Regions from separate parts of the Mus musculus genome. Here all the other regions are linked to region 2. A link is a loop called in an ENCODE intact Hi-C map of the cell type or tissue named here. Cell type or tissue: heart. All regions are shown on one strand. Each heading gives the region's core, and the rest is flanking DNA. Links, peaks and the distances in the headings are about the cores only.

Region 1 (10,197 bases), core at 1-8,000, 84 kb before region 2:
TGGCCCAAAGCAAAGAGCCAGTGCCAGCCTAACAGGCTGGCAGCTCTGTTGGGGGGAAGTGGAGGCAGCCAGAGGCTCGTTCTGAGCAACCTCAGGACCAGCGCTGACGGCTGCCACCAGGGCCAGGGCATATGCTGAGCTTGGGACAATGATGACAGCAACTTAGTAAGTACTGATTCTGGGCCAAGTACTAGGTTACGCACTTGACAGCACATCAGGTGGGGAAAGAGCCCCAGAAAGGGTTAAGGAATGTGCTCTGAGTCCCCATGCAGCTAGGTGTACAGCCCTGTAGGGCTGCAGACTCAACCAGGAAGGGAAGAGAGAGGAGGCCGGGTGGCCCCAGGAGGAAAAGCCAAAAGGAAAGGGAACCTTGGCCGTCTGACGTAAGGGGTCATGAGATGAAGTGGGTGGGGAGGAGGCTGGGCAGAGGGGTAGGGCCAGTGCCGGGCCAGACAGAACAAGGAACTAGGGCACCTTCCTCGGATTCCACAGTTCATCCACAATTACACCTTCCAGGCAGATGTCAGCTTACAGAACCTTCCAGAGTTCTCCCCGGGCTGTTAACAGCTCAGCAGCGGTAGCCATCCCTGAAATTTTGTGGATCTGTCCAATGCCTTTTTGTCTTGGAAACTTCTAGAAAACAACTCTGGATGAGTGGGCAAAGAGAGGGGAGGAGGCTGTGTGTGAGAGAGGAGGGATAAAGTCTGAGGCCACAGGGGCGGGGGTGTGGTGTGAGAGGGTGGGGTACAGGCTCTAAGATGCAGTGCCTCTATGCCTGACAGCAGGCAGAACTCAGTATGTGTCATCCCTAGGCCCCACTTGGAGGAAAACCCATGATCCCAAGCAGGTCACTTCTCCCTTCTGGATCTCAGTTTTCCTGTCTGTAAAATGGGGCTGGAGGCAGCAGGCAGCAGTAGGTGGCAGAGCCTGCTGTTTCCTCGGGTTCTCCCTCGATCACTGTCCTCATCCACACTGAATGGATGGACCAGAAGACTTCGAAGCAGTTCTAGAGAGCATCAGTGCTCAAGACCCCTTAGAAACGAGGCTAGAACAGGCGTGTCTTTGAGGATCATCACACACAGCCTGTTCCTCTTGCACTGGGGCAGACTGAGGTCCAGGGCCGACAAGGACCTGAGGTGGGATTCCCGATGAGGTGGGAAGCCCGGCCTCCTAGCTCTGGGCTGCCAAGGAAGAGCCAGCTCCGCTTTCCAGGGCCACCGGCTCCACTTCCTCCCTGCACTCGCTCTCAACAGAGCCCTGGCTGAGATCCTGGGACCTGCTGGGCCCCAGGAGGCAGCAGCCACTTGCACAGTGGAAGCAGATTGTGTATTCTGTGCTCTGAGAAGCCTTCTGGGGCTGTGTCCAGCCGGACTCGGCTGGGCTGGGCTCATGGGGCACAGTGAGGCCTTGTTTCCCTGAATACAACATCAGCAGCTTTGCGCCCCAGCCAGGGACCCTGGCGAGTGGCACTTCCTTCTCTTGAGGTCCAGCTTTCTGGCCCCTTCCTACCCTGTCACCCCTCCCAGCACCCCAGCGTGCAGCACTAGTGCCAAGAGGTAGCTCTGAGGAGGCCAGCACCCTCTAAGCACCTCTCAACTAAACTGCTTCCCCCCAAAACAGCCTGGGTAAAACAGTACAGCACAGCTTCCAGACCATTCTCCCCACGGGTTCCCCGCAAATCAAAGTGGTCTCTCCCGAGCTTGCTCTTTGGGGGTATCTGGGTTCCCTAAAACAGCGCCATGGTATGGGGGATAAGAATACTGCCGAAAGATAAGAGAAGGAGGAAATGTAAAATGGGCTGGTGGTGGATGGTGGAGGGGGGAGGTCAGTCTCACATACACACACACAGAACACACACACAAAGAGGTGTTGGGATGTGTTTCGAGACACTGACACAGGTATCTGTGAGAGACAGTTCAGAAGGGAAGGCCATGGCTTTTGAAGCTACCGGTCCGAGTTCGAATCCTGATCCTATCATTTGGTAGCTGTAAAGTCCTGAGTCACGGGACTGTTGGGAGGCCCCAGCCCTATCTCTGCAGAGATCTATGACACCTAAGTAACTCTCTGGAATCCACAGGGTGGATCAACCTGGAAGTCACCGTTGCCCTAAGGTTCAAAAGCAAGGAGTGTGGATTCCTGCCGTTCTAGCCTGGTCAGTCAGTGGAGACTGAAGTCAGAGGGTATCCTCTTGCCCTGGAACCTCCATGTAGAAGTTTGGGGGGTGCATTATAGCGGCATCAGGAAGCTTCTAGTCACCCATAGCTGGGACCTAACGTCCTCTTTCCCTATGAGGACTGGCTGTGGGTGTGGAAGGAAGTGGGACATGGGAAAATCCTCTCTGGACCCTGGTTGGAGGGAACGCCCCCTTTCCGGGCTTCCTGATGGGTGTCTGGGCACTGTCCGTGGGGTGTGGCTGGGGCTCTCAATCTGCTGGCTGTCTTCTGCTTTGGGATTCCCTGCGTACCCCACCCCAAGCTCAGCTTCTGTGGTTTGGTCCCCTCTGGGATCCGCTCCAGCCTGGTGCCTGGAGGACCATTTCCTTTCCAGGAACATAGGTGGCTTACTAGGAAGACGGGAGGCCGGTCCTTTGGAGGGGCACTTGCATCTTCTCTACCCCTATGGGTACTCTTCCCCCATCTCCATATTGCTGGATTTTGTGGGGGTGTGGAATGGCTGAGCCCACAGGTCTTGGGGACATCCTAATCTGGTAAGGGTACAGCTTAGAATCATAGAAAGTAGAAGGCAGGGGTTGGAGACCCTAGGCAGGGCACATAGAGAGAGAATGGGCTCCAGGGATTGTCTGGGAAGGGAGGAACTGTCACTGGGGAAGAGGGCTGCCTTCTGATAAAGGGCAGGGGAGTCACCACTGCACAACCACGGAGTGAAGGGGTTCGAGGTGGGGGGGCGGGGTAATGGGGGAGAAGGGAGGGAGGGGAGGAAGGTGGACTCACAGTGTATGAAGAGGGGCTAAGTCCCAGGGGACTCTGTCCTGATGATAGGGGAGTTACATGTTTGTAGACTGGGGGACAGGGACAGAGGAGCCCTTCCCTAGCAAGACCGCACAGTGTTAAGGAAATGGAACCTGGTCAACAGGGTGGGCGGGAATGGAAAGGCCTGAAGAGTTTTCACCCACAGTAAGTAAACATAGTATAGCTGAGGGTGTGTGTGTGTGTGTGTGTGTGTGTGTGTGTGTGTTGGGGGGAGGGGGTTGTGGACCCAACCTAGTAGGAGAGAGTCCATAACTAAGCAGAAGAAATTAAAGGACCCAGTAAAAGGCACAAGTCTGGCATGGGTGCCGGGGGGAATGTCCCCTTAAGAGGCAGTAGGGTTGCCTTATTGCGGTGGGGGTAGGGAGTCCAGTAGTTAGGACGGAGCGGAAGGGAAGCCACCGGCCCTTTCTCCCTTTCTCGATATGTTTGGGTGTAGGGTGGTGGGTGCAGTAACATTAACAGTGGGAAGGAGGTCGGTACCCTGTGTGGTGGTAGTGACTCGCTGGGGACCTGCGATTATCTGGAAGGAACCTCAGGGAGCCCCCAATCCGCGTGGGCTATTCCGAGGGCAGTATCACCAGGAGGAGGGGTCACATGTCAGGAACGGGAGCTCCCCAGATCCACTTGCGTGCTGGGGTGGTGGGTCTGGAAGCCTCGTGGCTCTTTAGAAAAGCAGCAGAGTTCCCCACCCTGGTGAGACGGGGTTCTGGGGGAATCTAATTGGGGATACGGGAGGTTAGGGCCCGAGGCCGGGTCTAGGGTGGTGGGGAACCGGGTGCAGGGGCACTTACTGCTTGAACATCTTCTCCATGTCTTTGATCTGCTTCCTGGAGAACTCCTTGAACTCGGTGTAGGGGTTGAAGACGCGGCGGCTGGGCGACTGTGGCTCGCCGATGCCCTGGTTGAGGTCCGCGCGCCGCAGCAGCTTGGCGCTCAGCTCGTCGTCCGCGCTGCCCAACGCCTGGGCAGTCTCGTCGGGAGCCTCGGCCGCCGCCGCCGCCGCCGCCCCGTTGAGCCCCGGCTGCTCCGTCGCCTCGCCGCCTTCGCCCTCCATCTGCAGCCTCCGGCTCAGCTTGCTGGCCAACTCGTCCGTGGCCATGGTGGCCCGCGCAGCGCTGCCTCGGCCGGGCCCCTGCTCTGCGCCGCGCTCCCGGCCGCGCTCTTCCTCTTCCTGACACTCCCCGCCGCCAGGCGCCGCCCTGAAGGTGGGACTTAGGGGACCGCCCGCCCCCGGGCTGGCTCCCGCCGCCTTTGCCGCGTGCCGGGTCCTTCTCTATCCCCGGAGGGGGGTAGGGGGGTCAAGTGCATTCCGCTCCCCAGCTCCTCATCATCGTTCCCCTCCCTCCCCCACAGTGAAAAACCATCAACTTCTCTCTGATGACCTCTGGGTGACGCTGAGTCCCAGGAGCCCTCTGGAAGGAACCTGGGAAGGGGGTGTCCCAACCCTTCGGGAGGGAAGAGGGTCCGCTCGCAGGAGGTGGCTGTGTGTTCAGGGACTGGAGAGGGGCGCGGCTCTCAACCCGTTCTCTGAAAGGGGTTTGTGTCTCTGACACCCTGTCGGTTGCCATGGAGACCACTGGTAGTGAACCGCTGGGCGTTCTTGATAAGGTGGCAGGAATCTGAAGAAGGTGGACCCTAGCACTGGAGCCCAGTTGAGACTGTCTCCAGGGCTATCATGACTGGCGTCATTCAAAAGTGGGGTAGCTGCTATGAGGGAGATGGCACCCTACCAGTTCTCAAGGTCCCCAAAGAACTGGGAAAGGGGAAGGGGGTCGTCCTGTTACACGATGATTCAGCACAATAGCTGCCTGATCCGGCGGATGCCTGGGACTCTCCACCTCAGAGGGATTTCAGAGAGATCTCCATGTTGCCTCTTTGATGGGGATCCCAGAGGGGTGACCTCCTCCCCAAAGCGTCAGGAATGGGGGGAGCTGGAAAGGAGGAGCTCAGAGAGAATTTGTCTCTGTCATCTAGTCTGTCACTTCAAGAACAGCAAAGCTGGTCTGAAGAGAAGGCTCAGTTATTAAGAGTGGTTATTGCTCTTGTGGAGGACTGACATCCTAGCATCCGTGTAGGGTCCGGGTAGAGAGGGGCAAGTCACGAAAGGCCTGTAACTCCAGCACCAGGGATCCTAGACCCTCTTCTGGCCTGCTTATGCATCTGCACTCATGAGCATATATACCCCTCCCCCACACACACAGACTTAAAACTAAAGTAAATCTCTGGCCAGTCTCTGAGTTCAGTCAGCCTGGTCTACATCCAGGATAGCCAGGGCTCTATAGTAAGACTCCCTCCTTGATAGATGATAGATAATAGATAGACAGATAACAAACTCTGTTTGTTTGTTTGTTTTTCTTTTGGGGGTTTTGTTTTTTGAGACAGGGTTTCTCTGTGTAGCCCTGGCTGTCCTGGAACTCACTCTGTAGACCAGGCTGACCTCGAACTCAAGAAATCCGCCAGCTTCTGCCTCCCAAGTGCTGGGATTAAAGGCGTGCACTGTCCGGCGGTAACAAACTCTTAAACCTTCAAAGCTATGGTGTTCTGGCATCAACTGCAAGGTCACTAGCCATAATGCTGATTTCCAGGCTCTACCTAGACTGACAGACCTGTCCTTTGTCACTGGGATCCAAAAAGCTGCTTTTCACAAGCACCTGGGGGAAGCCTTGCTCTTTGGAGTCAAGAGTCTCCGACACAGATGCATCACTAAGATAACAGGGCAATGCTGGGTACCCAGATACTGCCCACTCCCAGAGGCAGGGTACAGAAGACCTGGAAAGCACAAGCTAAAAAGTGACACTGTGAAAACAGAGGGGACCAGAGAAGCTGCTGGCTGCCACAGGATGATGCTTAGAGGAAGACACCTGATCAGTAACTGTTGATGTGTTCACAAACATTGTTGAAGGAAAAGGTATTTGAAAGAGTATAATGGATGCAGAAGAAATCTGTAGTTATACCTTGCTCAGCCTTTCAGAAGCATGGTTTCACAGAAGACCCCAGGTCCCCTGAGTAAGACAATGACTCCTGTGTGTTTCAGAAGCATTTATCAGCTGCCTCAGCCAGTTGTCATTGCATGTGTAGAGCTGGTGTTAGCATCAAACCCTGCTATAAAATGTCCCCGTAGAAAATCATGTTGGGTATAATACGCTTTCTTAACTTATACACACTAAAGGAAGTTTTTGAAAAAATCTGTAATATTTGGACAAACAAACCATATTGTGTTGCTTTAATGTTCTAAATTAAACTTTTAATAAAGATTACCAGAGTAAACAAAAAAAGAAAAAGAAAAAGAAAAATGTAACTTTTTGTAAGGTTGCTAAGTCTGATAAAGATGCTAACTAAGTTTAGAGAGTTTTGATTTCTTAAAGACCAAGGGAGTTACAAGTAGTTGGTGTTGGGTAGTTCAGTCTAGCTGCTTTAAAAGAAACACAGTTTACATATTTAATAGAGACCAAGGATAGGGGAGGGGCACACAGAGATTTCAACATTTAAATTACATCTGCACTTGCCTAGGTTTGTCTAGACTGTCTTCATAAAGTGCATAGGTGACTTTCAAAACTCTGGTGAGCCTTGGAGTCATAAACATATGACTTTATTTTAGATAGATGTCGGTAGCCCAGGCTAGCCTCATCCTCCTTGTGTAGGTGAGGGTGATGTATTTATTTTAGACAGATGTCAGTAGCTCAGGCTAGCCTCCCCTTCCCTGTGTAGCTGAAGATGACCTATTTCTGATATTTTAGCTTTCTAAATGCTGGGAGAACAAGATCTGCACCCTTAGATGCTGTTTATATGATGCTAGAGATTGAGCTCAGGGCTTTGCGCCTGCTAGCCCAATGCTTTACTGTCTGATCCATATCACCAGACTCATTTCTTGGTTTGTTTTTGAGATAGTCTCCCTTTTCAGTCCAAGGATTTGAACTTGCCATGTGGTCCAGGTAGACCTCAAACTGGAGATTCTCCTGCTTCAGCTTCTCCGGGGCTGTGATCACAGGTATCTGCTGCACTCTGGGCATTAAGTTATGGCATCTAATAGTGCTGCGGGACTCAAAGTGCCTTCACTATGAGCAGTTTTGCATCTATTTTTTGACTTCTCTGTGATGAGAGCAACTGATGGGTCTGCTGTCTTGAGAAGTAATCCATATGAGATGAATCTGGGGTTCAAGTTTGAATTCTTTAAAGAGAGTTTGTGTGTTAAGCTCTAGTTAACATCCTACTTAGCTTGCATGGGTAAAATCTTGGGGCTGGACACCTTATACAAGGTAACGGGATTTCTCCCATTTCTCCCGTATCTGTGACATCATGGGAAAGCGATCATCACAGGAGCCTTGCTGCTTCAGCTCAGGACACACTTCTGGGTGAGCAACTCCCTAATTCATTAAAAATCATTTATTAATTTTATTATTTATTATTTATTATTATTATTATTATTATTATTATTATTTTGGGGCATGTGTTAGTGATGGTCAGAGGACAATTGTTAACGGTTGGTTCTTTCCTTTCGTGGTACCTAGGGACGGCACTTAGCTAAGCACTTTTACCTGCTAAACTCTCTCAACAGGTTTTGGGGGTTTTTGTTTTTGTTTTGTTTTGTTTGTTTTCTTTTGTTTTGTTTTGAGACAGAAGTCTCACTCTGTAACCCAGGTTGATCAAGATCTCACTAGATAGCTCAGGCTAGCCTGTAACTGTTAGTAATCCTCCAGTTTCAGCCCACTGAGTATTGAGATTAATGCATGGAGCATTATATTCAGGTTGGAAAGCTCTGTAAACAACTCTTGGGTTCTCTCTCTCTCTCTCTCTCTCTCTCTCTCTCTCTCTCTCTCTGTGTGTGTGTGTGTGTGTGTGTGTGTGGTATGTATGCACATACATATGAATGCCAGAGGTCGTTGGCTGTCATTTCTCAGTCACTGTTCACCTTGTGTTTTGAGATAGAATTTCTCACTAGCCTGGAAGTTGTGGAGTAGACTCTTTATAAATGTGATAGGGGTTGGACTCAGGTCCTTACACTTGCATGGCAAACACATTACCGGCTGACCTATCTCCCGGCCCTAGGTGAACTTCCTCATATTTCAGAGGCTCTGTGACAGGTGCGGCAGGTCCTTACTGCCCCACCCATCTCAGAGGCAGTGGGCTGTGGTCCTGCTGGAGGGCTGGTTGCTAAAACCAGCACCGGAGCTGCAAGTTGGAGACTATGTTTCATTCGATTTTTTTCCCTTCCTTCTTGGGAGTCCTTGGATTTCAGGGAAACGTTGTTTCTCTTTTAGACACTAAAGCAATGGCGAGGGTACGAAAAGCAAAGGCGATTGATAGGCTCTGACTGGAGACAGACTGGAGATAGAACTTCCAGGAAACACCAGTTGGCTCTTCATTAGGAGAGTCGCTTTATAATGACCATGAGTTCTGTGTAGTGAGCACGGAGTCTGGCAGCAGGGAAGATCTATTCTGGTGGCACATTCTAGCATTTGGTCATGAGGGAAGAATGATCTTCAGGAAAAAAAAAATCACCCCCTCAGCAAAGGATTTCTATGGAGGCTGAGCGAGTGAGAGCCAACTCTGACGCTCTTGCAAGTGGGGAGGGAGCTAAGCAGACTTAGTCATCACTGATAGGGCTCTTTTCTGACTCCCACATTTACTTGTATAACTGTCTCCTAGGGAGGGATGAAGTCTTATTAAGAAAACAACAGCACTTTGAAAAAGAGAAGGGATGTGCTGGGAGATGGCTCAGTGGGTAAGAACAGTTTCTATGCAAGCATGAGGTCCTGAGTTCGAATCACAAGCATCCAAACTTTATATATATATTTATAGGAAGATGTGGCAGCACACGCTTTTAATCTCAGCACTTGAGGGGCAGAGGTAGGCGAATTTCTGAGTTCAAGGCCAGCCTGATCTACATAGTGAGTTCTAGGACAGCCAGGGCTACATACAGAAACCCTGTGTCAAAAATAGTCCCTAGCACTGTGGTTGGTAGAGGCAGGAGAATTACTGGGGGTTGCTTCCAGCCTATCTCAAAGATCAGTGAGGATCATTTCTCATGGAAATAGGGCATGATAGCATGATAGAGTGAGTCAATTAATGTCTTCCTCGTGAGTATATGGGTACACCCCTTACACACATGCACACACATATACACATGCACACTTGTGCCTGCGTACACGGAAAAGACAGAAGGAAGAAATAGGGCGTGACCACTGGGGGCACATTCCAGAGTCTGACAGAACTGGGTGGTCTCATCAAGCCCTGAGCTTCTGGGGGAATCAAGAAAGGGATTAGTGAGGCCTTCCGAGATAACCCTGGGTCAGAGCATGCAGCCTAGAGCATGCGCCTAGCACTCAGGAATGCCAGGATACTAATTAATCATCAGTCATCAGGAAAGCCTCATAAAGACCTCAGTCATCAGGAAGCCCCAGATGGACCGAGATGATGCTTAGCCGTCAATGTCCAGGGATACCATAAACACTCACTTGAGGCGACGGGGTGATGGCAGGGGAAGGGAATCTTAATCTTTCTCTTCAATCTCTTACAGCATCTGGAGGCCATTCAGTGGGGGCAGTGAAGGTAGGTAGTGGCTCCTGAGGCCCCGCTGCCTGGAGCAGGAAGAAAGGGAGGTAAATATGCAAAGGGAGATTATGAGTTGACCTGAGGTAAGATTTCATATTATTTGCATATGGGTTGGGGGTGTAGCTCAGTGATAGAATGCTTGCCTAGCATTTGTGGGTCCCTGTGTTTGATCCTCAATATTCTAAGATTTAGTTGTGGTTGTTTTTAATTGCATATATCTGTGTGCATGTGCATGCATATATGTGTATGTGTGTATGTATGTATATGTGCGTATATGTGTATATGTGTGTGTGTATGTATGTGTGTGTGTTGGTGGTTGTGCTGGGTTGGTTTTTTTTTTTGTCAACTTGGCGTAAACCTATCTGGAAGGAAGTGACCTCAACTGAGGAATTGCCTCTGTGAACCAAATTCCTGGAAAGAAGCTGTGCCCCGCAGAGCCTGATTGGTTGGTTAGTGTTACAGTTCTCTGAGGAGACTGGAATGTCGCAGTTCCAAAGGCTACTTAGTTACTTCACCTTGGGCTAGTTCTAGCTCTCAGGAACAGCCAGACCATATGCCCACTCCCACCCCCACCCTGCCCCACTAACGTCCTGTGACTGATACATGAAAATCTTTGGGAATCTAGTAACTTAACAGACTACCAGCTTCCACCAAT
Region 2 (10,563 bases), core at 1,172-9,171:
TGTACAAGGGCAACAGTACAGATGCAAAGAGCCCACCACTACAAAATCCAACCTTATCTGGTATGTGACTGACTTTGCGGGGAGGGGCGCATGCAGGTCAGAGGTCAATGTGGGGTCCTCCCCAATCACTCTCCGATTTACTTTGAGAAACTTTTTGGCATGTTTGAGATAAGGTCTCAGGAAACCCAGGCTGGCTTCAACCTAGCTAAGCATGACCCTGATCCCAGAGCCTCCACCTCCCACGGACTGGCTTGCAGGGGAACGTCCAGCTCTATGTGGCCACGTGGATCAAACCCAGGACTTCATGCATGCGCCTGAGCTACCCCCTCCCTTGCCCTTGCTTATTTTTTGACAGTGTCTCTCACCGATGCCAGAGCTAGCTTATTTGGCTAGATTGAGTGCCTCACAAGTCCCCACCACCACCACCCGCCCCCACCCCTCCCTGGGATCTTTCTGCATCTGCTTTCCCAAACACTAGGGCAACAGGTGTGTGCTGGACCCATCTTTTTATGTGGGTGCTAAGGATTCAAACTCAGGACCTCCTGCTTGTGTAGGAAGCACGTTACTGTCCGAGCTATATCTTGAGTTTAAGAGAGAAAATAAGTCTGTATGAGTTCTTTCCCCAGAGGCAATTTTGAGTCAAAGGTGGGGTCTTAAAAAGGAGAATCTTTCTCCTCAACCTATCCCAGGGAGAGGGAAATTTCTTGCCCGGTTGCACAGACTGGGGGGGGAGGGGGGGTCAGCGGCAAGCCAGCGGCCTGGAAATCTCTCCCAGAGGCTACCTGGCACTTGTCCAGCAGCACCCTCAGCTTCTCCACGCTGTGCATGGTCTCCTCTTGCTTGGGGTGCAGATGGGTCTCCCTTTGCAGGGTCCACTTCCTCTGCTGGAAGCTGAGGTTGTCCTCGGTGACCTGGATGATCTTCTCTATCAGCTGGCCAGAGGACAGACAGTAAGATGTCTCAAGGCAGCCTGCTCTGCGAGGCAGGGACTGCAAAGTGGGAGCACAGGTCCTGGCTCGGTGGGGAGGGATGCAGGCCCTGAGGTGCTGCCTCTGAGGGAACATGTGCTCTGTCACCAGGACGCATCGCTCGGGAGCTGGGGTCTATACTGTCACTCTGAATTTGTTCCAGATCCTTCCATGCTTATAGCAATGACTTGACTCTAAGTGTGCGCTCACGGGCCATGGTTTCCTGTACCTGCCTGCCTGTGTTTTTTTTCTGTGTGTGAATACTGCGTGTGTATGTGTGTGTGTGTATGTACTGTGTCTGGGCATGGTGCACATGTGTGGAAGTATGCATGTGTATATCTGTGTGTGTGTGTGCAAGCCAGAGGGACACTGTGGCTACCATTCCTCATGTGCCATCCACCTGGTTTTACTGTAACAAGGCATCTCACTGGCCTAGAACTTGCCAAGTAGGCTAAGGCTGCCTGGTTGGAGAACCCTGAGTCCCAGGGGTCTCTGCTTGCCTGCCTCTCCCTAGCACTGGGGTTACAAGCATGTAATGGCACATAGACCTTTGTGTTTTGTGTTCTGGGGATTGAACTCAGGTCCTCATGCCTGCAAGGCAAACACTTCACTGACTGAGCTATTTCTCCAATTCCCCCACCCACTTGTAAACTTTTTACCTGTTCTTGGCCACAAAGGGCTGGAAAGATAACAAGGCAAACACCACGAAGCCTATCTACACTGCTGTGGGTTAGCTTCTCCTTTGGAAGGGATCAATCAAGGTATGTGGATCGAAGCCAGGTCACCCCTCTGCTCCCAGAGCACCAGTGTGTGTCTGGTGCCCAGCCACGAGCCTGCCTGGCCGGACTGGATTTCTACAAGGAACACTGCAAGGGATTTTTAAACCAGCTTTCACTTCAAAAGCCAGGAAATCCCCTAAAATCAAAACAAATCTTTATGGTGTAGCAACAGTGTGAGAAATATGTGCCACTAACAAAAACAAGCATATGCTCTCAGGGTCTGGCATCCAGATCCCCGGAGACAGAAGCGAAGGAGTCACGTGGCCAGAGAGCCAGCCACACTAACCTGCTGGTCCGTGATGGGCTTGTCGCGGAATGGCTTTGTTTTTCCGAAAGTGGCTTTGATGACCTGGTTTCTGAAGTTCTCTAGCTATGGCACAAAGAGGGGAAGGGGGGAGGTGACTGGTCAGTGGGGGTTGCCAAGACAGAGGCAAGGTGAAATGTTATCTTCACCTCAGAGTTCAGGCCACATGCCTGAATGGTCATTCATGGTTATGACGTACTGGGGTGAAGAGCCATAGACAGAATAGAGCAGCAGGCTTCAAGTATTCAATGCCCAACCCGATCCAGGCACACAGTCCCTGCACACCTGTCGAAGGCCCTCCAAAGAGGCTATTGCAGTCAGCCAATGGGAACGCTAGGTCCAGAAGTGCCTTTTCATAATTGCTAGGCTTTCAGCTCCAATAAACGTGATCAGCATTGGTGATAGGGAGAGGAGAAAGCGCACGTGTGTTCCCAGGTGCCTTGGGCATCAGCTGTCCAAAAGCTTCTGTTCATTGTGAGTCATTTTTATGTCTCTGGAGCCAGCATGGTGCAGGCATGGAATGGGCATTCCGGCGGGGTTTGCTGGGTACTGGGATATGGAAACCTATCAGTCAGGTACCTCCCATGGGTTGGAATTTTTAGTGTTTGGTGGAGGGGATGGCCCTGTGTGTAAAGCTTAGAGAATCCCAAGTCTAAGGCACACTAGACTCCCTCAGGAAGCAGAGGCTAAGAAGCCTGGTTGGAAATTTACTCCCACGGTACCCCAAGGTGCATGCCTGTGATCCACTGGACAGGGTGGGCATTGAAGACTAACATATATCCTCAAGGGGATCCGGGGGACCCACCAGATGATATTCAAAATCACAGAACGGTCCATAGGACTCAGAACCCTGGGAAAACAGAGATGATGACAGTACAGGAGACTTTCAAGCCAGGAGCTCCAAACTGTCTCCCGGTTTCATGGCCAAAGGAGGGGTCAAACTAGCCAAGAAGTTGGTTAGGTGGGAAAGCCCTATATGCAAGGTGACTGCTTGTAGTGAGAGGGATAGGGTGACAGGTTCTCAGATGCTGTGCTGGGAGCTGGGGACAATGGGCTGGGCTGAGAACGTCAGCTGGGCCTGGCCTTGAGGTAAAGAGAAGGCCAGGAGGCAGGAGGAAGGCTGACTCCCTCCCCCTGGAATCTATGCACGGAGCTGTCCCATGATCCTTTAGGTGACCCAGCTTGGAGCTGACATGAAGGCCTTTGGACAAGGAGCACAGACCATGCTCTCAGTTCAGGTATATTTGGGGAGGGGGGACTATAAGAGAGCAATGGAGATGAAGGAGCAGTCTAGGGACTGTGTGAGGGGACAAGGGACTGAGGATCTACTAGAGAAATCACAGCTGTAATGTGCTATTTGATGATAAGTTGAACAGCTGTCCAGTGATCAGCACCACTTGATGGAGTGAGTATACCTCTCCATGTCCCGAGTGCGGGGACCAAGCCTGCTTATACAACCTGGTTACAGCTCAGATCAGAAAAGAAATAGAAATTGTGTGAACTTGGTGCGGGATAATATGGAATTATGGTCCTTAGCATTTTTGAGGTGACTCACAGCCCTTCTGAGACCCTGCTAAGTGGTTATAGTAGACGTTCCCCACCCCACCCCCAGACACAGAAGCCAAACATCTCGGAACACAGAGTGTGTCTTGAACACCATCAGGTGGGGTGTCAGCAGAGATGCCCAGGGAGAATCCAGAGTAGCTGTCCTGGAGAGCTTTTAAGGCCTCTGTGCTTGGCTTTTCATTGGCTCTCCCCAAGCCCTTGGTAAAGTCTTACATCATTTTATATCCTGCACAGTGGAAGGCCCATTGGCCATCTTGGGCCAGAGCGATGGAAAAAGCGCCCTCCTGCCCAGCCAGGCGAGGACTCTCACTACCCTTCCCAGGATCATCTCTGTCTAGCATGGACTTTGGACACTCAGAGCTCACTTACTTAAAAAAAAGAGGCATTTCCTTATGGCCACTGAGACTCTGCGGGGGGCTCTTGGGGGAGGAAAGACCAGGGAAAATGCCTACACTGAAAGCAATAGGAGAAACTCTCCAGGGGGAAGAAGGGGGGAACAGGCAGCCCCGGGGCAGGGTTGGCTGCCTGGCCAGGGTCTTGGGTCACAGTCACAGCACACTATTGGAGTGAGGACATCCCAGCTGTTGATGGGTGGAACACCCAGGCATCACGCCCCACTCCACCTCGCCCCATCCTGACACCAGACTTGGCTGCCTGGTGTAGGAGACCCAGCAAGGAGGGCCATGGAACGCTCCTACCTGGCCTACTGCCCTTTCCAAATTGATTTTAATGAGGTTCTCTCTGTTCCCCATTTCTTGCAGCTGAAGCAATTTCCTTCTGGAATCTTCCTGAAGCTTCTCTTCGACCTGAAAGGATGACCAAAGCATGTGCTGGCTGCTGTTAATGCGGCCGTGAGGCGGGCGGTCTGTGGGGGAGCCCTCCATGAGGTTTAATGGCCTGGGGGCGGGGGTGTCCCAGAGGGACGTGCAGGAGCAGCAGCCCACGTGGCAGGGGGCAAAAGTGAGTCTGGTGAGGAAGCTGGCTTATGAGGCTTCGTCCCCTGGGGCCAAGCACCAGGCTTTACTCCCTGGGCCCGGCTGAGTTAGTCCTACCCCAGGCCTGAATCCGAGGGCAGTCCCTAATAGGTCATGTGACTTCAGAGGCTTGTTTTGTTGGTCTGTGACTCGGTCTTTGGGGGGTGGGGGAGGGCAATGTTTCTAGGACCGCCTCGAGTTACCATGGGGTTAAGAGTGTTTGGAGAAGTGGTGAGATTTTTATAACGTCTACGTGTGTGTTAGTGTTAGCTGTCACAAGTAAAACTGCAAGATAAACCTTTCTCCATTATTCTCATACCCTAAGTCCACGGGGGGCTTCGTAAATATTGTTATTAGGAATACTGTCCAGAATACGTCATTAGTGGGGACCACTCAGGGAGGTCAGCCAAGCAAGACTTTCAAAGAGATGGAACTTGCAGAAGGCATTCAAAAGGGATGGGGGGTCTGGGGCGTGGCTACTCATTCCCTCCCTGTAAGCGGGGAAAGTGCTCAATTCTACCCTCTGCTGGCCATTGGATGCACTGCATCTCCGTTCATAACTAGTTTTTCCAAATTAGATGTTAGACAGGATGGGCATGTTCATACACGTTTATAATGTATTCAGAACACGCCCACTCCTCGCTACCCCTCCTTCTCTCTCCCACATCGGTCCCTTTCTCTTCCTGTCCCACTTCCCTGGGGACCATGGCTCTAACCTGTATTAGAGGTTGGGGTACACCTTTAAAGGAAGGTGTTTCATGCTGAAGCAGACTCACGAGCCTCTTATTGGGGTCTGGAGAGGAGTGTGCCACAAATACACACCCCAAACCCTTCAGCACTTTGTCCAGAGCCCTGTGGGGCAGCGAAGAGCCCCTCACACTCAGGCTGCCTGAGAAGTCCGCTTTGGTTTTTATTGCTCGCCCTGAAGGTCCTCCCAGCTCTAAGGAGGGAGGGACTTCAATGTCTGGCCTTGGGCCTGCTCCGCCCTGGTTCCCAGCCCAAAGCCTCAGAGTCAGCCTCAGCCACAGCCACAGCCACAGCTCCACCCTGGCCCTCAAGTGTCCTGCCTGCCCTGTCCTTCTGTCATTGCCACAGAGAAGAGATGCTTAGGAGTGGATTCAGCCCTCAGAGGTCCCTACCCTGGATTAGACCTCAGACTGGGCACTGGTAACCTTGGGTCTCCTTGCCTCAGATCTATTTCCTTCTAGAACATTCTTGATGGTACCGCTGAGACCCACTCAGACATGAGCAACAGGGTCTGAATCAGCTTCCTCTCATAAGGCCTAGATGGCCAAAGTCTGGGCTGCCTGCTGACTGGCCCTGTGTGGATGTATGTGACAAGTGCTTAGGGACACTGGGTTTTAAATTTACATCCTGGCTCAGTGGAGGAGGTGGATTTTCAGTTGAATTTAAAAATACCATTTTATTTTTAAATATGAATATGGAGGATTGAGAATTTGGAAATGAATTTAATTTCAGTTTCAATAGTCACATGTGGCTAGTGGTAGTGCCGTAATGATGAGCCCCATAAATGAGGCTTCTAGCTTGGTTTTTACCCCTCAGTGAGTGTATGGTTTCTGCTCTGAGTTGCTCCCTCAAACCTCATGTCTTCATCTGTCAAATGGACATAACAGCTTTCAGATCATAGAGCGGGCTAAGAAAACAGACAGAAATGATTGTCACAATGCCAGAAACAGCCCTGACCGTCACAGGCAGAACTGGCCACAAACCTAGTGTGGTCACAGGCCTGCAGTAGCCTCTCTCTGTGTTCGGTACATAGCCCAGGCTCCAGTCTTAATGGGAAAAAAATGAAATGAAACAAAATAAATAAAGGGGAAGATGCAAGCAGCACATAGGAATGCAAAGGAAGTAAGGAAAAATGAGCCCACCTCAGGCAAGGTTGCTACACGGTTGCTGCGAGTCAAAGGGAAAGGAAATCTCAACAAATGGCAAGGGAGATTGGTTACATAATAACCACTGTGTAGTAAGAGTAATTATGTAACAGACTTACAGTTGGGAAAACAATAGGTCTACAGAGTGCTAAAGGAAATCAGTCAATGGAGAAATCCATGCACGTTAAAGTATGTTGCAGAAAGGAGGGTCTCTCTCTCTCTCTCTCTCTCTCTCTCTCTCTCTCTCTCTCTCACACACACACACACACACACACACACACACACACACACACACACACACAGATGCATGCATGCACACATGTACCCCCGAGAGACTTTACCATCAGTAGACACTTAATCCTTAGGGATATATTTTAGGCAGAGGAAGAAGGATCCTGGATGGATACCCAGGGACGTAGGGAAGGCAGCTCCCATGGGTGTGAACACTGAATGTATGACAGCATTGCGGGTGCCTCTGGGGCGTCAGTGTGGAGGGAGGTGTAGGTCCTGGTGCTTACATTACATAAGTCTCTGTGGTGCCAGCGATGCTAAAGGGTTGACGTTGGTGACCACTGTGTCATCTGGGAGTGGGGTGAAATCACCCATGGACACCGCGTTTTGATAAGATGAAAGTGCATGTTTAGAGTAACTGTGAAAAGAATATCAAAAGAGAAAACACTTGCTAGGCAGTAGTGGCAAGTTAATTCCAGCACTTAGGAGGCAGAAGCAGCACTCTGTGAATTCCAGGACAGCCAGGACTACATAGAGAAACACTGTCTCGAAAAAAAAAACAAGGGACTGGTGAGATGGCTCAGTGGGTAAGAGCACCTGACTGCTCTTCCGAAGGTCCAGAGTTCAAATCCCAGCAACCACATGGTGGCTCACAACCATCCGTAATGAGATCTGACTCCCTCTTCTGGAGTGTGTGAAGACAGCTACAGTGTATTTACATAAAATAATAAAATCTTTTTTTAAAAAAAAAGAAAAAACCAAAACAAACAGAAAAAGAGTAAAAAATTGACATCAGATTTTGGGAAGACATAATATAGCTTTTATGCCATTCTTACCAGATGAGGAACCGAGGGGAAAAAAATTCCAAAAGGATACAGGGGGAAATATCTAATGAAAACTATCAATGAGGTGGGCCTGGCGTGGCAGGCCTTTAATCCCAGCACTTTGGAAAGCACTGGCTGCTCTTGCAGAGGACTGGGGTTCAATTCCCAGAACCCACATGAAGGCTTGTAATCATCTCTAACTCCAGTTCTAGGGGATCCAACTCCTTCTTCTGGACTCCCTGGGTACTGTACACACACGGTGCCCAGATACACACGTAGGCTAAACACATAAACACTAAAAATAATTTTAAAATTAACATCATACCCTGACAACAACACGGGGTAAGGAGGGTTTATCTGCCTTATATTTCCAAGTTATAGTCGATTACGGAGGGGAGGCCAAGGCAAGCACTGGAGCATCTATCCATATCACATCCCAGTCAGAACAGAGAGAAATGCATGCACGCTGCACACTGAGGCTTGGTATTAAGATTTCTCTACCCTAGAAAGTTTTAAAAAAAACGTACGTGTGTGTGTGCATGTGTGTGTTGTGTGTTAGGGGATGTGTACACATGAATGCAGGTTCCTTGGGGGACAGAGGTGTTGGGTATTCCAGGGGTTAGAATCACAGGTGATTGTGAGCTACCTGATAGGGTTGCTAGGAATTGAACTCGGGTCCTCTGAAAGAGAAACTAGCACTCTTTATCTCTGAGCCATCTCTCTAGCCTCAGCTTTCTCCCTTTTTATACAGTTTGGGGACTAACCTAGGGAATGGTTCTACCCACAGTGGGCTGGTTCTTCTCATACTAATTAATGATCAAGATAACCCCACAGACCAATTAGACCTAGATAATTCCTAACTAAGCTCTCATCTCTGGCTACCCTAGGAGCTGGCAAGTGACACTTAAAACTAACCATCCAATGGTCAAACTTGACCTAGAAGACACATGTAGAACGCTGTGTCCTCTACAGAATGTATGTTCTTCTTGTAGGCACATATGAAACAAGCATGTACCATGTGGGCCACCAAGCAGACCACCAAGAAAATCTCAGTTGATGCCAGGGACCTAAAACACCCAGAGTAAGATCTCTGTACACAATGTAATCAAGCTAAAACCAATACCCAAAAGGCAGCCAAGAAATTCTCATATATTTAGATATTAGAAAATAACTCCAAAAATGCCACATGTCAGAGAAGAACTAATAATGGACACTGGGAAAGACTTGGTTCCGAGTAATAAAGAAAAACATTCTAGAACTCGTGGGGTGCAGCTAAAGCCTCATTTAGAGGAAAATGCATAGCCCAGAGGCCACTTGGTTCTATTGCCATGACTGTGGTGATTTTTAATGAAGAGATAAATCAAAGTCAATTTATTTCTACTGAGAGATATTCTCCAGAATGAAATACATTGAGCCAGTGGCTCAGCACATTCCCAGATGTTTCCATTTTCATTGTCTTGGGATAGTTTTTATCTAGATGCATTCTTTCCTGGGCAAATTTTACAAATAGGATTTAACTTATCTCTAAATTTTTCTGGCCGCTGTCATTTTAAAACATTAATTCTATTTACTTTTTAAAGATTTATTTATTTATTTATTTATTTATTTAATATATGAGTACACTGTAGCTGTACCAGAAGAGGGAATCAAACTCCATTACAGATGGTTGTGAGCCACCATGTGGTTGTTGGGATTTGAACTCATGACCTCTGGAAGAGCAGTCAGTGCTCTTAACTGCTTAGCCATCTCTCCAGCCCCGTTAATTTTATTTTTAATGTGTGTGTGTGTGTGTGTGTGTGTGTGTGTGTATGTGTGTGTCCATTCAATGCTGTCTATATGTGCCTGGCTGTGGGCCCGTCGTCAGTGGGCACGGACAGCCTCTTAGGGACTGTATCCTTGAAGAAAACTGACTCTTTCCCCAGTAGCCCTCAACTGCTGAGGGCTAGCTCACTAGCCCTCACTAGCTCCATGGCTAAGTGTGGGACTTCATGTGTCCCTCCCACAGCTCATAGTGGGATTTTGAGTTTTTATTGTTCTCCACTTTTTTTTTTTTTTTTTTTTTTTTTTTTTTTTTTGACACAGACTCTCACTGAACCTAGAGCCCATCCATTCTTCCAGCTTGGCTGATTAGAGGGCCCCTGTATCTCCATCCACCCCAGTGCTGGAATTACAGCTATGTGCCACCACTGACGGAGCTCACATAGGTTCTGGGGCTCTAAACTCAGATTCCCGTGCTAGTGCAGCAGGGCACTTCACCCATGGAGCCATCTTCCCAGCCCTGAACTCTGTTTTATATTAGCTTTTAGATTAGCCCTGTGTGGCTGCCACCCTCTGAAATGGATGCCACATTTTCCAGGAAAGGAAAGCAACACAAGACCCACTAGGATCTGCAGGTAGGGGCGAGTCTCTCTTAGATAAAGCGGGAACCGTTTTAGTCTGAGCATCTTGCTGGGGCGTGGGGGGCGGGGGTTACCTTCTCCCGTCCGAGAGGAGCGGCAGATGCCGGCATCGGCCACACGGGGGCGCTTTGTGGGTGGAGCGGGACGCTGCACAGGGGCTGGGGGAGTTTATCTCCCGTGGTCATGGACACAATCAAGCTTCCTTGAAGCACGCACCTTGTTCTTTTCTCGTAGCGTCTTGGAGATGATGTTCTGACCCATATAGTTCTTCTTTAGTTCCTCTCTGAGCTTCCTCACTTCTTTCTCCATGTCTTGCATTTGCTTAAAAAAAAAAAAAAAAAAAAAAAGCAACCACAGAGAATTCAAGTTCACTAGGCATGGCAAGTCGCCTCCTAAATGGAAGCCCCCCCCCCCCCAGGTCTCCCGTGTTCCTGGGACTCATACAGGTAGGATCCACACCAGCCAGCTAAGCGCCTTCTTTGCTCTACATTTGCAGGCAAAGTAGATTTCTCTTCACCCAACCCCCTGATTAATATATTCAATGTGCTTGATAAAGGAAAAGAATTAATTTCTTTGAAAAAAACAATCAGTAGAAGGGGTTTGAAGGGCTTGGGAGAATGGCTCAG
Region 3 (10,371 bases), core at 2,372-10,371, 100 kb before region 2:
ATTAGCTGAGGCCTGTTTATCTATGACTGTAGTCACTGAGGCTGACAAAGTGTTAATGGTGTCAGTCGTCTGGACCTGTCCAGACAGAGCCAAAGCTGTCTGAATCAAGGCCAAACCCAGTTCCTAGTTAGTGGTAAAAAAGCAGGGGAATACTTGAGCCTTATACATCACCGTCATTGGGAGTGGAAATGTCGACATTATCCCCCAACGCTGCTCTCTCTTTGTTATTGACGCCCTGGACATCACCAAGACGAGGGACATCAGTATTCCCTTGGTCAGTCTGGATTTTTCAGGTGAGTCTTTCTGGTATCCAAAATGGGTTGTCTTCATTCTGTGGGAAAACACAAATAGCTCCCCTGGATCTTATCAAAATAGGATCCGGGCCATACCATTTATTATCAAGGACATTTTTCCATTTAACCATCTCATTGGGCCTATCTGGCTCTGAACAATGACGTTCAGCCGCAGTATGGCCATGAGCATCAATATTTTAAAAATTGAGTGTAAAGAGTGCCATAGACACAGACACTCTTGGTACTCGGGGTAGAGTCTCCTCAATTCCCCTCTTCTGTTTTATAAGATAGGCTTTGAGGGTGCGATGCGCACGCTCAACAATACCCTGTCCTTGAGGGTTGTATGGAAGTCCAGTCAGGTGGGTCACGTCCATCTGACGGCAGAACTGCTGGAATTTTTGAGATGTATAAGCTGGTCCATTATCAGTCTTAAGGAGTTTGGGTTTCCCCCAAGCACTCCATGCCTCAAGACAATGTTGAATCACATGTGAGGCTTTTTCACCTGTTAAAGGTGTGGCAAACATTACACCAGAGCAGGTGTCAATAGAAACATGTAAATATTGATTTCTCCCAAAGGAGGAAATATGCGTGACATCCATTTGCCAGACCTGTAATGGCCTGACGCCACGAGGGTTTACCCCTACATGAGTAGATAAAATTTGACAACAATCTAAAGGCATTATTAAGTAATCAGAATCACTTTCAGTAGAACCAATCCCTCTGGCAGCTCTAGGAATACCAGAGGAAGAAAAAACAGCCATGTAGGCTTGGCAAAATTATTAGTTGAGCTATTCTGTCCCCTTGTGATATAGAAAAGACAACTTGAGGACAAGAACAGAGGACCTGAAGTTCCCCTTTATAATCCTGATCTACAACTCCAGGGTGGACAATAAGACCTTGTAGGCTGCAAGAGCCTGCCTCTGTCTCTCTGGCCACAAAATCTGAGAAGGACTCCTGAGGTCCCTGGACGATCTTTGTTAGTTGTCCAGTGGCTTCACCTGCTCGGGAGAGCGCCTTCCAGGCCCTAATAGCCTTTTCATCTGATTCAGAACTACTAAGAACTGGCTCCTTGAACTCACCTAGTGATGAGTATAGGCTCCTTCTCCTAGAAACCTCCGCTGATTGATCTTTTTTCTTTTCTTTTTTCTTCTCCTTCCTTCCAATCTCTCCCCAGGTATTCTTACCTGACCTTAACTTTTCCTTGGGTTTAAGACCCTTGGAAAGGCCTGTATACTTAGTTTGTGTACCATATTTTCTCTTTGCTCCTATTCTCTCTCCCCACTTTACTTCTGATAGATTGCCTTGAACTCCGTCCAGAATTTTTAGCCCTGCCTTAACCGCTTGATAACATGTGAAAAGGAACAAAAGGGCTCCTAACACTAGAAAAAGTTCAAGGCCAAACATACCTTGTAAAGCTATTTCCCACTTTACTTCTGATAGACTGTCTTGAATTTCGTTAGAAAGTTCAAGGCCAGGCGTACCTTGTAAAGCTATTTCCCACTTTACTTCTGATAGACTGTCTTGAATTTCGTTAGAAAGTTCAAGGCCAGACTTACCTTGTAAAGCTATACTTACGGGTACCCTGTTCCCCAGCTGAAGAGTTCTGAATTCACGCAGTTGAATCCTTCTCAACAGTCTGTTTTACGGGAACCTTTATGACCGTGACCCGCAGTTCTGGTTCCGGAATGAGGAATCTTCCTTGCGCCGGTGATGGTTAACTCCCGTCCCGAGTTTTCTTGTCCCGGGTTTTTTCTTCCCGGATTTTCTCGTCCCGGATTTCGGCACCAACTCTTGCATGCTTTCTCACGACCGGCCAGGAAGAACACAACAAACCAGAATCTTCTGCGGCAAAACTTTATTGCTTACATCTTCAGGAGCAAGAGTGCAAGCCCCAAGCCCCAAAAACGAAAGCGAAACCCCGTCCCTATTTAGGAGAGTTATCCTTCGCCTAGGACGTATCACTCCCTGATTGGCTGCAGCCCATGGCCGAGTTGTCGGAAAGCAGAGTACATGGGGTGGAGAAATACCTTTGGTACATGCGCAGATTATTTGTTTACCACTTAGAACACAGCTGTCAGCGCCATCTTGTGACGGCGAATGTGGGGGCGGCTCCCAACATACATCGTGGAAAGGTCAAGCTATAAGATTGAGTAATGTATTGAAACTCTTTAATAAAGGTGGAGGAGTTAGAGGAACCCAGTCTGCTCTCTATTTGAGAAAGTTCACTCAACGAGAAAGGAACATGTACTCTGACAAAACCATCTACCCCAGCAACATCTCTTAGAGGAAGGAGCGATGCTGGGTCAGGTGTCCCCTGGGGAGAAGGACTTGGGGGTTTGGCTGTGGTCTTAGAGCGCATGATAGGAGGGGTGAAGGTAGGTGCCAATTCAGGTTGATTGGAGTGACCTGCGGCTGGCACAGGAGGGGGCATCTGGAGAGGTCGAGCTAGTAGGCTCTGGGGTATCCTGGTGGGAAGGAGAAACTGAGGCAGCAAGCAGTTTGGGATTTCAGCGGCGTGGAAACAGGTCTCTGATGGAAAGGAGGTAGTTCATTAGCTGGATCTAGCGTTGTAGCGCCATCTGGTGGACGTTGTGTAGGTTTCATGGCTAAGAGAAGTTGGGTTGGGGAACAAGAGGAGCAATGGAGGGATTGGAGAGAAGTTGGATCTAGGGTCGCATTAAGTGGCATTTGGAACTATTATCTAATTGGTACTGAATCCAGACCTTATTGCAGAGGTATATTAATCTTGGTGCCTTCAAGTCAGGTGTTAGCTTCAAAGGTTTGAGATTTTCTAGGAGACATCCTAGTGGGATGCCTGGAGGTACATTCAAAGACATCGCAGCACCTATGGTGTGTGTGTGTGTGTGTTATTGGATTAATTGTACTGGTGTCCTTAAAAGAATTCAATAACCAAAAAGAAGTAAGCCAGGCTAGAGGCCCAAGTCGTCACTAGGGCCCCGCTAGAGGCTACACAGTAAGTCCAGGACTTTCCAGAAAGGGCTCTACTCTGGGCCCAGGGGTTCCTTAAATGGCTGCAAGAGCTCACGGGGGGTGGGGGGTGGGGGGGATGAGAGCCACTTTCAAGGGAAATGGTCCCCCAAGGGGTCTATGTCCTAACTGGTATGTCAGCTGGGAAGCGAGGCTGTAAAATGCTAACCCTTTAGCCCCCAGAAAAAGCTAGCCAGGCTCTATCTGGGAAATTAGGGGCCCTCCTGCTGACTGACCTTAACAATCAATATTGCGTTATCTGTGCAAGAATTCTAGCAAACTGGTAAATGGAAACGTGGAACTGAGTGGTTGGTACGGGCCCAGCAGAAGCTAGCCCCACAGGGTGGACCAGGGCAGCACAGCTCATGTGGTAGAAGTCTGTGAGTCTTGCAGCGCGGCAGTAGTGGAAATCCATGTGGTGTAGCAGTGGCTTCAGGCAGTGATGGCTGTGGCAGCCATCCACATGGAGTTGGTTCTCTGGTGGCAGTGGCGGCTTTACCATTGCACTGGGTGTGATGGCTGCCTGGACTCCGCAGCTCCCCTGCATAAAGATTCCTGGGTTATGATCTGGAACGTTGCGCGGCTTCAGAGGGACTACACCAGGCCAAAGAGTTGCATTTGAGGTTTATTGGGAGAGAGAGGGGCAAGGTGGCAGGGGAAAGAAAAGGGGAGGGGGGAGAGAGAGATATCAGGGGGGCCTTTCTTTATATATGGGTGATGATATAGTGACAGTTAAAGGTGGGTGGTTGAGCCAAGTGGATTCTGGGAATATAGTGTTGTCTTGGCAACACGTGTTCGGGTCCTGCCTATGTGGTGTCACTGTTTTTGGAGGTCCTGATACCAACAAGGGTGATTGATGCCTGGCTGGAGCTCTGCAGGACATGAGATCTATTCTAGGTGGAAGCCGGATAGGACTCAGGAAATAAGGTTTCTCCTCCTTTGCTGATCCCACGTTCAAATAAACTGGAGGCACTGAGAATGTCACAGTGCTCCATTCTGTGCCACCGTAGCCCTCATTTCCAGGGCCCACAGTGTGACTCTCGGGATCTGAGATCTCATGGCAAGTCTTGCCGCGCTGCAAGACTCACAGACTTCCAGCAGCTGTGATGGAAAAGTAACCACAAAAGATGTGTGGGGATGGTGGGGTGTGACCAGGTGATGTCCTTGGCCTCCAGAGAAGCAATGCTAAGGTTTTGGGGGAGGAAGTGGAGCAAGGGCCTGAGAAAGGAACAGGTGTCAGCGATGGGGACTCTGGGCTCTGGCTGCTTTGACAAGATGAGGTGGCAGCCGTTGCCTCTGTTCCCTAAAGCTGGCAAGGTTTTAACTCCTCAAATACCACAGGGAAGAATGGTGGCCTCAGAGTTTTGGGGGTTCACTGTCGAGCTTCAGATCAGTGAGGTAGAGTGGTTAGTTCAACGGGGGGTTGACTGTGGTGGTGCACAACTTTAACACCAGCACTCGGGAGACTGAGGTAGATTTCGAGGCTAGTCTGGTCTACACAGAGATTTCCAGGCCAACCAGGGCTACAAGGTGAGCCACTTCGTCCTTTTTTTTTTTTTTTTAAGATTTATTTATTTTATGTATATATGAGTATACTGCCGCTGTCTTCAGACACACCAGAAGAGGGCATCAGATCTCATTACAGATGGTTGTGAGCCACCATGTGGTTGCTGGGAATTGAACCCAGGACCTCTGGAAGACTAGCCAGCGCTCTTAACTGCTGAGCCATTTCTCCAGCCCTTCTCTCCCCTCCCCCGCCCCCCCCCGCCCCTTTTAAAGAGTCCCATGAGGGAGCTGGGAAAGCAATGGAGATTTGAGTGGCTTGAATATAGTAAAGAGGATTAGTGAAAAGATGGGGATCCAGGGGAGGCTTTTGTTTGGGTTAAAAAAAACAACAAAACAAAACAACAACAACAACAAAACCAAAACCTTACAGCTGGGCTTGGTGGCTCGGGCCTTTAATCCCAGCACTCTGGAGGCAGAGGCAGGTGGATTTCTGAGTTCGAGGCCAGCCTGGTCTACTGAGTTCCAGGACAGCCAGGGCTACACAGAGAAACCCTGTCTCAAAAAAACCCAAAAAAACAAAAAAAAAAAAAAAAACAAAAAAACCCAAACCAAACCAAACAAACAAAAAAAACTTTACAATTACATGTAGTTATATGTATGTTTGTGTGTGCTACACGCGTGTGCCACGGCCTACATATAGAGGACAAAGGACAACTTGGTGGAGTTGGCTCCTATTTCCAGTATGGGTCCATGGCGCCCTGGCTGGTCTCAACACTCCCGATTTTCCCATCTCTGACTCCTCAGCGTCGGCCTTACAGACACGTGCCACCAGACCATGCTCGTCGGATGGTTTCTGGAGCGGTTTCTCTTGGGAACTGGGTCACTTGAAACCACCTCATTTCTCCGCTGGCTTTCTCTGCCGGCCTCTGAGTGGGTGGGGTGTTGGCAGACTAAGGTTGAGGTCCCCAATAGCTGAGGCTCTGGCACCAGAAAGTCAGCCTGCTGGCCTAGGAGTCTGAGGGCTCTCCGCCCACGCTCAGCGCCAGGCCAGCTGTGGCGTGAATGGAAGCGGGGGTCCTTTTCATCTTGTTCCCCTTCTGCAATCTGCCTGACTAGCACGGTGGTTCTCCCGGCCCTTCCACGGGGGTCAAACGACCCTTTTACAAGGGTTGCATATCAGATATCCTCCATAGCAGATAGTTACATTAGGATTTCTAACAGGAGGAGAATTAGTTATGGAGTAGCGACGAAATAATTTTCTGGTTGGGGAGGGGGGGTCACCACATTGACCCCCAATGAGGAACTGCATTAAAGAGTCACAGCATTAAGATGGTTGAGAACTCCTGGACGAGCCAGTTTGAGAATCCCTAGTGGATGAGTGTGGAGGGTACTCGGTCACAGAAAAGCACTAGAAAAAACACAGTTGCTAAACCTGCAGGTTTTCAAAATCGAATCCCCTAGACTGACTCCTGAACACTGTTTCTCAGTCAGTCGAACTCATTCTTGTGGAAGGGCCACAAGGTGATCTTTCTAGAGATGTACTTATTAGCAAAGGAATTTCGATGTAGCCCTGCCTAAAGCTTTGTTGGGGCAGTTGCCATGTGGGAACTCCTCCCCCCGCCGAAGTTTTACTGTGTTAAAAATATACAAAAAGCAAATCCCATGGCATCAGACTCCAGAGGTTTTGGCCCAGAACTGGTGAAGTTGTGCTGATCGGAGTTTCATTGCTAAACTCACTTGCATCGCTTCGCCACTGTGTGCAGTGACCCCCCCGCAAAAAGATACTGACGGGAGATGCCTGGCTTAAAATGTTAGTGGTGGGTGGTAGTACGTCAGGTATTGGGTAGCACGTGAGGAATGGTGTACCCCAGGATATATGCCTCCCCCCAGAACATTGCCCTTCCCAGGCAGGGCTGAACTGACAAAGCTCAAGGTGCAAAGCGCCATCGGAAGCTGCAGTTCCACTCCTGGCCGCACGGGGGCAGCAGCATCCAGACAAATCAGAAACTTCCCCCACTTGGTTTAGGCTGTAACCACAAGTCTAGAAAGACCTGGAGATCCCAGTTCAGTCCAGCAAATGAAGACTGGGATGCCATGGGCCCCACACAGGCAGCGGCTGATCTCACCACTGCAGCTGCTCCAGCACTCCAAGGGCATTGAGGATGGTGGGTATCTGTGTGCGTGCCAGGGTTGGGGGCGGGGCTCACTGATCCTGAACCTCTGTACCCATAATACTTTGCTATAGTTTCTATTAGACTGGGGCTTGTGGCATAGTCCAGGCCAACGAGGTTTGAACTCTCCTTCCTCTCACCTCAGCCCCTGGAAGGCCAGGATGACAGCAGGTGTGTACCACATCTGTTCTGACCATCATTCCGACAGTCTCTGTGAAATCTCAAGGCAGGTGGCCTTATGAAGAAGGCTCGAGCCGAATCCTGCTGCCCCAATCGGTCTGTGTACCCGAAGACCTTCAGGCCTCCCTGTTCTTATCATTAAAAGGAATTCAAAAACAGTGCTCCTTCGGCAAGCTCCTTTAAGGATGAAATGAGTTTAATACAGGTAGTGCTTAGATCAGGAGTGTTTGTAGATGCTAAGGGACAGAGCTCTCCAGCAGGAGTGCCTTCCTCCCCAGGCTCCTGATGTGACGGCCCAGATCCAGCGACCTCATCCTGATCCTGTCCACCTTTGTTTCTAGTTAGTCATCAAAAACCACACACACATAAGAATATAGAATTTTATCTCATTTTAGTTAAAAAAAATAATCGTACCACCGAATGAAGAAGTAGTTTTTTTCTTTTTTTCTTTTTTTGGGAGGTACTGAGAGGGGGAACCAAAAATAAAATGCAAACAGCCAAAAGTAAAGAGAATTTATATTCATCTGTATAAACATATCCGCTGAGGCAAACGCAAGCCAAGGCCACGGCAGCTGGGCTGGGCTGGGCTTGGCTCGGCCCCTCCGATTCTCATAGGTTCTAAGACCGAAAAAATAAAACCTTTGCAAGTCCCACAGGGGTCCCAGGGACTCTGGGGACATTGTAGTAAAATAAAGAGTTATCGAGCTTCACAAGCAGTGACACGCTGAACATTGCATAACGGTGGCCCCGGTGGCCATTCACTTAGACTGGGTGACGTCACAGTTTCACAACACAGCAACGGACACGCACATACACACACGTGAGCAAGCACATGGAGCTATAGAGGAACGGCACGGGTTTCACTGTGGCCTGGGGAGTCCCCATGCGAGTCTACGGGTGGGCACGACAGGCTGGTGCCATCACGGGTGACAAACCCAAGGAAGGAGAGTGTGAAAGGGGTGCCGGCCCCGAGTCCTACTGCCAGTGAACATAAACACGTCAGGCACTCCTTGGGGAGTCAAGGCAGAGTGCTGAGGTCCACCCTGAAAAGGCCAATCCCTTAGGGACCCCACCCCTCTCTCCACAGCCCCTTGGGACCCTCAGCTTGCTGCGGGGGTAGGCTGTCAGAGGGTGACATTTCTGCCCCTCCCCTCGGAACCCTATCACTCACATCCCCAAGGCATGCCTGGCAGAGTGTAGCCTGTGAGGTAGATTCGCACAGTGGCCTTCACCCTGCCTGGCTGGGCCCCATTGAAATCAGCTTAGAGTGCTAGGGCCTGGATCTCCTCACTAATGTAGGAGTCCCCGGATCTCCTCACTAATAGAAGAGTCTCTCCACTTCCATCAGAGATGGGGCCTGATCTGAAAGGAAGCGTCCTGGGGAGGGTCTCACTCTCTGCTGGACCATGGCAGGGCGGCCTATAGTTAAGGGGAGTTGGGTGGGTGGAGAAAGTAGCTGGTACCAAAGGCAGGGGCGTGAATGGGCTGAAGTTGGGCTAGAGCAGGCAGCAAGGTGGCCAGAGAACAAGACACGTAGGGATGGCCAGAGAGGATGCTGCTGGCTGGCATCACAGCCGCATGAACCGCAGGAGAGGGCAGGGCAGGGACCAACCACCGAGGAGACTCCTGAATGAGATCGGGTCACATATCGTTTGCGGTTTTTAGTAGTGGTCCGGGCACAGAGAGCAGGACCTGGGAGCTAGTCTCCCACAGATCCCCTGTACCCACCCGTGCCCCCAGACCGCACACGGGGCAGGGCCAGGTCTCGGCCTTGGCTCTGGCTACTTGAACGTGGACTGCAGCTCCTTAAAGGCCGCTTTCCGCTGCTTCACCTCCTCAGCCTGCTTCTTCCTTTCCTCTTGCTCAGCTTTGATCTCTTCCTCAAAGCGGCTGGACACGTTGATGGCCTGTACCTGGGGGCGAGGGTGACAGACAGGTCAGGGGCGTGGTCTCCACATCAGCCTGAGGAGCTGCTCTCCCAGGGATCCTTTCTGACCCCGGCCCTGGTGAGCCATAGTCACCTCTCTGCCTCAGTTTCTCCATATAGAACCTGGCACACACTTAGAAATTGACCACGGGGCTTTCTGGGGGGCGGGGGAGGGGAGATAGAGCCAGCTGGTAAAGTGCTTGCCTGGCATGGGTGACATCCTGGTTTTGAGCTATACTTCAGAAAACCAGGTATGGTGCTGAACACTTGTGATCCTAGCTCTGGGGAAAAGAGAGACGGAAGGATATGAAGTTCAAGGCTAGCCTGGGGTATTCGAGACCATTTTTCTCTGAGAGAGTAAGAGAGAGGAGAGAGAGAGAGAGATGGAGAGAATACACGCACACTCACAGAAAGAAGAGGAGAGGGAGAGGGAGAGGGAGAGGCTGTGTATGCAGATGGTCTGAAGGCCCACAGCTTCGTCCCGGCTGGGGCTGGCAAGGGTGGGGCCTCCAGAGAGCCTGATGGCCCTGCACACCTCAGGAAAAGTCAGCTCCACCTTTCCCCTGCAGCCCTGAGAGGGACGGGGAGGGACTGGCACAGTCCTGTCTTAGCTGTGTCGTCGCACAGTTGGACCTCGCAGTCCCTGGCTTCTCACCTTGGCCTCGAAGAAGTTCTTGGCACCCTTAACGCCCTCTGTGGAGACATCGATCTCGGACAGGCGGGCCAGGACGTGCAAGCCGCTGTCTTCCTGCAACTCCCCTGCTGCTGCCTTGCGGAAGATCAGAAGGAACTGCGGAGGGAGGGCACAGGGGTCAGCAAGGGAGAAAAGGGAACAAAGTCCAAGGCCACACCCAAGCCTCAGCTCAGATCCCTCCGCAGAAAGGCCGAGTGCTCACCTGCAGGACCGGAAGTCAAGATAGGCTGGGCTCTGGCCCCTACCTTCCTGGTCTGTCCTGCCAGGACCCTGGGTGGCAGAATTCCCACCGTCAGCCTGTCTCTACTTGCCACCCACTGTTCCTCAACACAAAGCTGCCCTGCATTCACAAAGCCTTAGAGGGCCCACACTCCCATTCTGCAGTACGGATGATGGTTCGGAGATGGCAAACGGCTTCAGCATTGGAAGGATTCGGTTGGATGCTCTCTGAGCCCAAGCCATTCTCGGGGACCACTTGACTTTTCCCCCTGGCCTCTTGTCACCCCCAAACATACAACCCAAGAAGCCCTGGACACCACCTCTCTGACTCATGCCAGAGCAACTCCCTTCCCATATCCACAAGTCCATATCTGCAACTCCATATCCGCAACT

What was found. A loop is a pair of places that touch in the nucleus more often than their neighbours do. Peaks named below come from ENCODE experiments on the same cell type or tissue, not always from the same donor. Only the 100,000 strongest peaks of a DNase experiment are listed, where the experiment ranks them.
Region 1: a loop joins it to region 2, with 4 times the contacts of the local background. A loop is called at or near these places in 14 of 42 quality-filtered maps.
Region 3: a loop joins it to region 2, with 11 times the contacts of the local background. A loop is called at or near these places in 27 of 42 quality-filtered maps.

The regions. Positions count from the first base shown.
Region 1 is chr4:141,870,779-141,880,975 of GRCm38, forward strand. Efhd2 (EF hand domain containing 2) reads right to left here and starts at 4,142. Exons shown (of 4, transcript NM_025994.3): 1 at 3,782-4,142. The coding sequence starts at 4,089. Gm46874 (a long non-coding RNA gene) reads right to left here. Exons shown (of 3, transcript XR_001784482.1): 3 at 8,906-9,568. In heart, for the core only: a CTCF peak has its summit at 4,227; DNase peaks (open chromatin) are centred at 373, 1,463, 2,383, 4,193 and 2 weaker places; H3K4me3 peaks cover 4,294 bases; H3K27ac peaks cover 5,621 bases.
Region 2 is chr4:141,953,260-141,963,822 of GRCm38, forward strand. It overlaps Fhad1 (forkhead-associated (FHA) phosphopeptide binding domain 1), which reads right to left. Exons shown (of 32, transcript NM_177868.4): 9 at 10,154-10,258; 10 at 4,316-4,423; 11 at 2,034-2,117; 12 at 783-932. Among named protein-coding and RNA genes, the nearest start is that of Fhad1os1, 24 kb to the right of the region's middle. In heart, for the core only: a CTCF peak has its summit at 5,125 (motif pointing left); DNase peaks (open chromatin) are centred at 4,562, 5,122 and 5,592; H3K27ac peaks cover 2,412 bases.
Region 3 is chr4:141,850,828-141,861,198 of GRCm38, forward strand. Efhd2 (EF hand domain containing 2) reads right to left here. Exons shown (of 4, transcript NM_025994.3): 3 at 9,721-9,855; 4 at 7,315-9,051. The coding sequence ends at 8,920. It overlaps Gm35034 (a long non-coding RNA gene), which reads left to right. Exons shown (of 3, transcript XR_003955163.1): 2 at 6,814-6,952; 3 at 7,104-7,289. Among named protein-coding and RNA genes, the nearest start is that of Gm35034, 7.6 kb to the left of the region's middle. In heart, for the core only: CTCF peaks have their summits at 2,881 (motif pointing left) and 6,762 (motif pointing right); DNase peaks (open chromatin) are centred at 6,704, 7,924 and 9,844; H3K27ac peaks cover 512 bases.